Linked DNA regions of Homo sapiens: region 1 is linked to region 2. A link is a contact called in ENCODE Hi-C or POLR2A ChIA-PET data. All regions are on one chromosome and are shown on one strand. The core of a region is the stretch at or near the end of the contact, and the rest is flanking DNA. Distances in the headings are between cores, read along the strand shown. Region 1 holds the start of CFLAR-AS1 (CFLAR antisense RNA 1). Region 2 overlaps CASP10 (caspase 10).

What was found. Hi-C counts contacts between places; a loop is a spot of excess contacts on that map. ChIA-PET counts read pairs that join two places held with the same protein, here RNA polymerase II (POLR2A). Pooled maps may share reads with other maps.
Region 1: a map of B cell shows a loop between it and region 2 (10-fold over the local background). The contact joins the promoter of CFLAR-AS1 here to the enhancer-like site in region 2. A Hi-C loop is called at or near these places in 1 of 168 maps with a recorded cell type or tissue (B cell) and 2 of 50 pooled maps. POLR2A ChIA-PET finds 5 or more read pairs at or near these places in 7 of 52 experiments (AG04449, GM12878, OCI-LY7 and 4 more).

What each region holds. Positions count from the first base shown.
Region 1 is chr2:201,154,766-201,159,410 of GRCh38, forward strand. CFLAR-AS1 (CFLAR antisense RNA 1) reads right to left here and starts at 3,027. Exons shown (of 7, transcript NR_040030.1): 1 at 2,990-3,027. The region is part of intron 8 of CFLAR (CASP8 and FADD like apoptosis regulator); the gene reads left to right. RefSeq lists enhancers at 3,326-3,405, 3,426-3,755.
Region 2 is chr2:201,206,070-201,210,403 of GRCh38, forward strand. CASP10 (caspase 10) reads left to right here. Exons shown (of 10, transcript NM_032977.4): 8 at 2,006-2,114; 9 at 3,001-3,493. Among named protein-coding and RNA genes, the nearest start is that of CASP10, 25 kb to the left of the region's middle. RefSeq lists an enhancer at 2,916-2,965. Within about 2 kb of position 3,007, at least 4 of the 41 ENCODE cell types and tissues checked have a DNase peak (open chromatin) inside an H3K27ac peak, as active enhancers do; they include B cell, where a contact is called at or near this core.

The sequences.
Region 1 (4,645 bases), core at 1,777-4,276, 51 kb before region 2:
CCCAAGTATTTAAAGCTTTATTTCTTTGTTTGTCCAGTAAATGTTCGTTGAGGGCCTACTATGTGCAAAGCACCATGCTTGGCCCTGTGTGAAGCAAATATTAAGGCAATGAGGTGGAGTCTGATCTCAGAGCTGTGTTGTGCATGAAATAAGGTTATTCTTTGGTAGTTCTTTCTTGAGAAGAATTCTTATGGAGTTCAGTAACCTCTTCTTGAGGCAGAAGTAAATGCTCAGGGATTTGGGAACTAATTATCTCAGTTTGGTAGAATTGAAAAATAAGTCTTTGGTGTTGTGTCATCTGTGTCAGTGACAGCAAAGCTGGACCTGTGCTAGGCCCTGGTGGGTCATCTTTAAGCACTGGACTTTTATCTTGTTAGGAATATAGAAGCAAGCGTCTCACATCTCTGACAGATGGGCTTTACGGCTTGGCCTAAAGCTCTGGTTGTTTTTAAGGCCCTTGAATAAAAATAAAAGACGATGTTTGCAGATTTTAAGAGGAAGTTTTTTTTTTTTTTGAGACAGAGTCTCGCTCTGTCACCCAGGCTACTGGAGTGCAATGGCGTTATCTTGGCTCACTGCAACCTCTGTCTCCCGGGTTCAAGCGATTCTCCGCCTCAGCCTCCTGAGTAGCTGGGATTACAGGCACCCGCCATCATGCCCGGCTAATTTTTGTATTTTTGTAGAGATGGGGTTTCACCATGTTGGCCAGGCTAGTCTTGAACTCCTGACCTCAGGTGATCCGCCCGCCTCGGCCTCCCAAAGTGCTGGGATCACGGGGATGAGCCATCGCACCTGGCCAAGAGGAAGTATTTTTTTTTTCTATCCTGCTCTTTCTGAAAAGCTTGAACATTTTTCTGTACTTTCCTTTTCTTTTTTGAGACAGGGTCTTGCTCTATCACCCAGAATGGAGCACAGGGGTACAATCATGGCTCACTGCAGCCTTCACCTCCCGGGCTCAAGCAATCCTCTCACCTCACCCTCCCAAGTAGCTGGAACTACACACAGGCGCCACCACATCCATCTAATTTTTAAAATATTCTGTAGAGACAGGGTCTCACTATGTTGCCCAGGCTGGTCTCAAACTTCTGGGCTGAAGCAATCCTCCCACTTCAGCCTCCTGAGTGGCTGGGACTACAGGCACATGCTATCATGTCTGGCTAACTTTGTTTTTTATAGAGACAGGGTCTTTTGCTGTATTTCCCAGGGCGGTCTTGAACTCCTGGCTTCAAGTGATCTTCCTGCCTTGGCCTCCCAAAGCACTGGGATTATGGCCATGAGCCACCACGTAATCTTTGTTTTATGCGTATTTATAAGCTTTGCTTCCCCAACAAGATTATAAGCTCTTTGATTGAAGTACATCATATATTTGATATGTATTCTCTTGTCCAAGTGTTTCTGTAGGCAATAAGGGGAACTTTGTAAAACAAGAGTTTTCCGGTCAAGTAAATTTGAGAAGCGCTGCCTAATCTCTTCCCCCTCAGAGATTTGCAATGCATATTGACCTATTAAAGGCTCTGAGAATTCTTCCTGCGAAGAAACCTATTTTAGCCTTGTCCACCTTGCATTTCCCAAACACGTTTGACCTCAGAACTCCCTTTTTCACTAAGAATGTTTTGCCCATCTTATGTTTTACCCATGTGCTCTATAGCAGTTAACACTGGGCTTATTAAAGGTACTCAATATGTGATTGTAAATTAACTGGTGAAGCATTCCCTCATTCTTGTTTATTTTATACATTTATTTAATGAAGCCCTTTTCATAGAAATTGTCAAGATAAATGTATCCTCATTTAGATCAAAACAAATTCTAAATTAATGAAGTCATGACATTTTACTGTATTTTGGTTTTTTTGGTTTATCTGTGAAGTCCTCAAACCTGTGAGTAGTGCTGACCCTAGCCTTGAATGAACAGCCCTGTACTAACTGCAAGGCCAGAAGAACCCCTGCCCTTCCCCTCCCCACCCCCCCACATCATTTCCAGAAGTTCTAAAGAACAGTTGAAATTTACGGAGATCAGACTGGGTTGAGTGTGGGATTTCCAGGGTGGGTTCTAGAAGGAGAAGTGGGTCTTCTGTAGTTTGTTGAAATTTTATTTTCCAAACCCAGCCCCCAAGTTTTTCTTCCTCTATTTATGTGCAAGGACAAAACAGTTACTGTCCTACCTACATAGGATATGGACTCTGTCTGCTCTGAGCCCATTTTAGTTTAGAATATAGAGACCTCCCTCCAGGTCCTAAGAGAGAGATTCCATGAGAGATGTGCAACACCATAAGGTTGGTGATTTGTACTTTGAAATGGCTGCCTTTATTTCCTTTAAAGTCAATATCTTATATTTGAATAAACACAGTTTGCAAAGCATCTTTACAGAAATCTCATTGGATCCTCACGGTCACCTTTTTTCTGAGACAGAGTCTCACTCTTTCACCCAGGCTGGAGTGCAGTGGAGCGATCTTGGCTCCTCCACTTCCTGGGCTCGAGTGATCCTCCTTCCTTAGCCTCCCAAGTAGCTGGGACCACAGATGCGTGCCACCATGCCCAGCCAATTTTTGTATTTTTGGTAGAGATGGGGTTTCGCCATGTTGCCCAGGCTGGTCTCAAACTCTGCAGCTCAAGCAATCCACCCGCCTTGGCCTCCCAAAGTGCTGGGATTACAGGTATGAGCCACTGTACCCTGCCCTCACAGTCACCTTTTGAAGAACCTCCTGCTCAAGAGATCCTCCTGCCTCAGCCTCCTGAGTAGCTGTGATGACTACAGGCTTGTACTACCATGCCTGGCTAGTTTTTTTATTTTTTGTAGAGACGGGGTTCCCTGTGATGCCCAGGGTGGTCTCAAACTCCTGAGCTCAAGCCATCCTCCCACCTCAGCCTCCCAAAGTGCTGGGATTGTAGGTGTGAGCCACTGCACCTGGCCAAGCATTAGTTTTAATCTTGTTTTATAGATGAATAAACTGGGGCTGACTCAAACTGACTCAAAGTCACACTGTCATTACCTTTTTGATCCTGTACGTTAGACTGGGCTGTATGCATGTTCTTGCTGGCGCAATAAAGTTGCAAGTGCCAGCTAACAGCCCTTCCCACTCCACCTCACCACCTCATAGAGGAAAATTGTGACGTTAATGGGAAATGTCAGCGGTAATGTCTTCAGGCTGGGCCTGTGGAGTGACTCCCTTGCCACAGGATATTTAAGCAATGCTGTGTCTTGTCTGAGGCTCAGACCTGCTATTCTTATTGGCACTTGGGACCTGCATGGTTTTTGGCTTCACCTCCAGCTTTAGCCATTTTTCTTCTGTTCTTTTAGGTAAGGATTTTCTGCCCCAGACCTCAGATTCCCATTTCCTTCCTAGCTTCTCTGCTGTTATAGCTCAGTCTCTTCCAAGACCATGCAAGATTCAGACCCTAGTAGGAGGAGATGGAGGAACTAGGACTTAAACCCACATCTTGTGATTCCAAGGCTGGTTCCTCTTTTGCCCTGCACCACACAGCTGTCTGCTCACAGTCATGTGACAGGGGCTTCCCCAGCCAGAACCTCCAGGGAGCACAAATAAAGGAAAGAGCTGGAAGGCACAGTACAGCATTTGTTCTGTCCAAGCCTTACATATCAGCATGGGCAGGGAGAATGTGGTGAAGTTTTCTTTCAAGGACTTTGTTTGATAAGGAAGGACATTTATCAGTGAAGAGAGGTTTTGAGGGAAGTGAACCAATCTTGAGATAAGTACACAAAAGAGCTTTGAGTCTGGTGTTTCCCTGTTTGCTTCTGCCCCCTGGAGGAGCAAATACTCCATGATTAGAGACGTGTGAGTCCTTTGGAATAGAATAGCAGTGATGGAACTGGAGTCCTAGTCCAGGTTCTCTCCTTGTTCAGCCTGGATTCAGCACTGGGTATCGAAACAAGCCTGCACCCTCAGAGGAGATGGCTAGGGGACAGTGCGTCCAGGCCTCTTCTACCACACAGAGTTTTCTTTTTTTTATAAAGGGTATACACATTTAAAATTTAATGATACTCCCAAATTGCTCTTCAAAAAGGCTGTGCAAAATTACAGTCCTGATAACAGCTACCCAGAGATCCTGTAACGGCATTTGCCCTCATCATTATTATTATTATTATTATTATTATTATTATTATTTGAATTTGAGACGGAGTTCTGCTCTGTTGCCCAGGCTGGAGTGCAGTGGCGCAATCTTGGCTCACTGCAACCTCTGCCTCCCGGGTTCAAGCAATTCTCCTGTCTCAGCCTCCCTAGTAGCTGGGATTACAGGTGAGCACCACCACGCCTGGCTAATTTTTGTATTTTTAGTAGAGACGGGGTTTCACCATATTGGCCAGACTGGTCTCGAACTCCTGACCTCAGGTGATCTGCCCGTCTCGGCCTCCCAAAGTGCTAGGATTACAGATGTGAGCCACTGGGGCTGGTTGCCCTCACTATTTAATGGGTTATTTGCAACCTGTGAATCATGTCTCCTATTTCCTTGTTAATGATGCTTATTGATTATAGACTTAGGAATATCAGCACCTCCTTTGTAGCTCTTCATTCTTACATGATATAATAATTAATTTTTTTTTTTGAGACAGAGTCTCACTCTGTTGCCCAGGCTGGAGTGCAGTGTCACAATGTTGGCTCACTGCAACCTCCACCTCCTGGGTTCAA
Region 2 (4,334 bases), core at 1,757-4,256:
CCAGCCTTCGATGATTTTAAGGGCTCCGAGCTGTTTGTTTCAGACTTGTTTCTCCCTCTCTCTGTAATTATCTCTGTTCTTCCCACCTTTTTCTGTATCAATCAGAAGTGACTGATCCCTTTGACTGTGGAGGAAATGCTGTTACACTTTGAGTCATGCATACCCTTTGGGTTATTTCTGGAGAGGGGTAGTTTCTTTTCTTATCCATTGAAGCCACTTGTTTTCTGCTTGGATAAAGATGTACCACGATTTCAAGGATGATTTTAGCTGCCCAGAGGCTCTGCTAAAGCCAGCTCAGCTAATTTGCAATCACATGCTGTTTACAATAGCCTTAAAAAATAATTGCACATGTTTTTAAATTCCTACTGTGAATATATATATATATTGAATTTTAAAAATTGAATATACAGCCATCTTTATATACATATGAATATATATCAGCCATCTTTATATATATATGAATATATATGTGTATATATATACTTTATTTATAAGTATACTTTATATATATATACTTATATATTAAGTGTATATATATATATACACACACTCATATATATATTCACATATATATAAAGATGGCGGTCTCACTGTGTTGCCCAGGCTTGTCCTGAACTCTCAGGCTCAAGGAATTCTCCTGCCTCAGCCACCCAAGTACCACCATGCCAGCTTGTATATTATTTTTATATTCAGAAATAAAATTACAAAAGATTTCCCTTTTTTGAAGGCATTAGATCACTCCAGAAATGAACCATCTGAAAAAAATCTTTGATATTTATGTTGTCTCATGAAATCCTTGTGTATGCTTTCTTCATTCATGTTGCTAATATGAAAGTGAAGATGCTTTTGCATAAACCCTGGGTTTGACAATATTAAAATATATATTCCATTTTCTTAACTGTCATGATTGAGCTTCTCCAGCCAAACCAGGTGAAGTCTGAATTTTAATCAGGATCTGGCATTTCACCTTGGAATTAATTAGCTAATTCCACACTAGGGCCAGGATCTTGAGAACTCTCTGCCTCTGATACTGGGAGTGGCATCCTGAAAGAAAGGAACTGTCTAATCTTTAGTGCAAATGAGATTTATCCTTTGTCCTGGGCTCTAGGACTTAAAAAAGAATCTTTGAAATTTTATTCAGATCACAATTGTGCAGTAAAAGTGAGTTGCAGAGTAGTCAGAATCCCCAGTTTTTCAATATGTGACTTCAGAAATAATGTGGCATAAATACCCCAAGGGGTTTAGACTAGAGTATAAAAACATGGTTTTGGACAGGCATGGTGGCTCATGCCTGTAATCCTAGCACTTTGGGAGGCTGAGGTGGGCGAATCACTTGAGGTCAGGAGTTCAAGACCAGCCTGGCCAACATGGTGAAACTCTACCTCAACCAAAAATACAAAAATTATCGGCTGGGCGCGGTGGCTCATGCCTGTAATCCCAGCACTTTGGGAGGACGAGGTGGGCGGATCACAAGGTCAAGAGATCAAGACCATCCTGGCCAACATAGTGAAACCCCGTCTCTACTAAAAATACAAAAATTACCTGGGCATGGTGGCGGGCGCCTGTAGTCCCAGCTACTCGGGAGGCTGAGGCAGAAGACTCGCTTGAACCCAGGAGGTGGAGGTTGCAGTGAGCTGAGATCACGCCATTGCACTCCAGCCTGGGTGACAGAGCGAGATGCTGTCTCAAAAAAAAAAAAAAATTATCTGGGGGTGTTGGTGGGCACCTGAGGCAGGTGGATCCCTTGAATCCGGGAGGCAGAGGTTGCAGTGAGCCGAGATCGCGTCACTCACTCCAGCCTGGGCAACAAGAGTGAGACTCCATCTCAAAACAACAACAACAGCAACAACAAAATAACAACAACAACAAAAACATGGTTTAAACAACTGGCATGGGGAGATACATCCTGCTCTTCCTCACAGTGGATCCATTGGAGTGGTTGGTTAGAAACATTTAAGGCCCTAAGATAAGGATTCCTACTAAGTGGCTCTATCTATTCTTCAAGAGGGCAGCTGTGTACAGGATGAATCGGAACCACAGAGGCCTCTGTGTCATTGTCAACAACCACAGCTTTACCTCCCTGAAGGACAGACAAGGAACCCATAAAGATGCTGGTAAGAAAGTCTGGAACAGTTTATCAAATGCAAATTGGGGATCTTAAAATTATTTTTTATTTTCACATTTTCTTTCTGTGACTTTTATCTTCCATATACGTGTAAGGATGATATCATGTTTCTGAGCCTCTTATATATCCCTGGGGAGTCATCAGTCTGCTAAAGAGTGGCAAGAATCTTTGACTATTCACAATTCTGAATAGAGGAGAGCATGTACTGGGGGAGAGCCTGCTGGATTGGCACGAGACAACTTGGGCGTGAGCTCCAGCTCCACCACTAACTAGGTGTGTGATCATGGGAGAGTCAAGAGACCTTGGCTTCTTCAACTGTGAAACAGGATGAAACACTGGCCACTGCCGATTCTCAGGACTGTTGTGACAACACTGGGTATTACGTGATAGGAGATTCATTGTAAGATTTTATGGTTATGAAAATAAAAATAATCCAAAGCTTTAGGCTATTTGCTGTGCAAATTTTGTAACTATTAGCATTGTTTCAGTTTTTTTTTTCTTTGAGACAGAGTCTTGCTCTGTTGCCCAGGCTGGAGTGCAGTGGTGCAGTCCCAGCTCACTGCAACCTCTGCCTCCCAGGCTCAAGCCATTCTCGTGCCTCAGCCTCCCGAGTAGCAGGGATTACAGGCGTGAGCCACCACACCTGGCTATTTTTTGTATTTTCAGTAGAGATGGGGTTTTGCCATCTGGCCAGACTGTTCTCAAACTCCTGACCTCAAGTGATCCGCCTGCTTCGGCCTTCCAAAGTGCTGAGATTATAGGTGTGAGCCACTGTGCCCGGCCTTGTTTCAGTTCTTCATTTTGTTTTGCATCATTTTATTATTTCCCCTTTCTCTCTCTCTCTCTCTTTTTTTTTTTTTTTTGTTTTTAAACAGAGATCCTGAGTCATGTGTTCCAGTGGCTTGGGTTCACAGTGCATATACACAATAATGTGACGAAAGTGGAAATGGAGATGGTCCTGCAGAAGCAGAAGTGCAATCCAGCCCATGCCGACGGGGACTGCTTCGTGTTCTGTATTCTGACCCATGGGAGATTTGGAGCTGTCTACTCTTCGGATGAGGCCCTCATTCCCATTCGGGAGATCATGTCTCACTTCACAGCCCTGCAGTGCCCTAGACTGGCTGAAAAACCTAAACTCTTTTTCATCCAGGCCTGCCAAGGTGAAGAGATACAGCCTTCCGTATCCATCGAAGCAGATGCTCTGAACCCTGAGCAGGCACCCACTTCCCTGCAGGACAGTATTCCTGCCGAGGCTGACTTCCTACTTGGTCTGGCCACTGTCCCAGGCTATGTATCCTTTCGGCATGTGGAGGAAGGCAGCTGGTATATTCAGTCTCTGTGTAATCATCTGAAGAAATTGGTCCCAAGGTGAGAGCTCTTTTTTTTCTTCCATTTGTAATTAATTAGTTTTATTTATTTTTTATTTTACTCTCATTCAACACCTTTGGTAAGGGTGAGAGTTCTACGTTGTTCTATCCATGTACCTGTTCAACCATCTGCCTACCCTCCTGTTTATCTATTTATCCATCTATCCACCCATTCATCTATCCATCCATCTATCCACCCATTCATCTATCCATCCATCCATCTGTCCATCCATCCATCCATCCAGCAACCTTGTATTGAGTACCAGCCTGGACCTGGAAAGGAAGATACAGAGTTAAAAAAAGACAGAGTCCTTGCCCTCAGGTTGCTTACAAGCTAGAGGGATAGACAAACAAATAGACGGGGAAGGGCATCCCCAGCTGGTAAGTGCACATTGTGAAGTATAGGTGTTATGGGAACATGCAGAATGAGTACCTTGCCCAGATTTGAAGGATCAGAGGAGGCTTCTAGAAATGACAAATAGATGTTAGGTAAAGAATCAGGTGAAAGATGTGCTGGGCAGAGGGAATAGCATGAACAAAAGCATGGGGGCCTTTTATTTGTTCGTTTATTTATCACTCACTCTTACGTCCTGAGCACCTATGTGCTATCTTTGGACTTCTATTTGCCACTGCTCTGACAGCTTCCCTTCTGTCTCTGCCACATGCTGTCCTCTTGGCACCTTTAGCCATACCTAGAGGCCATGGGCTCCTCCATGAAAACGTCTCCAAAGTTGCCATCTCTGGCCCACTCATCTCTGAATTCCTGGGGGCAGAGACCCTGTTTCATTCAACTTTATATCCTCAGCCCCTGACCTGATATATTGTGAGCTTGTTAAACATTT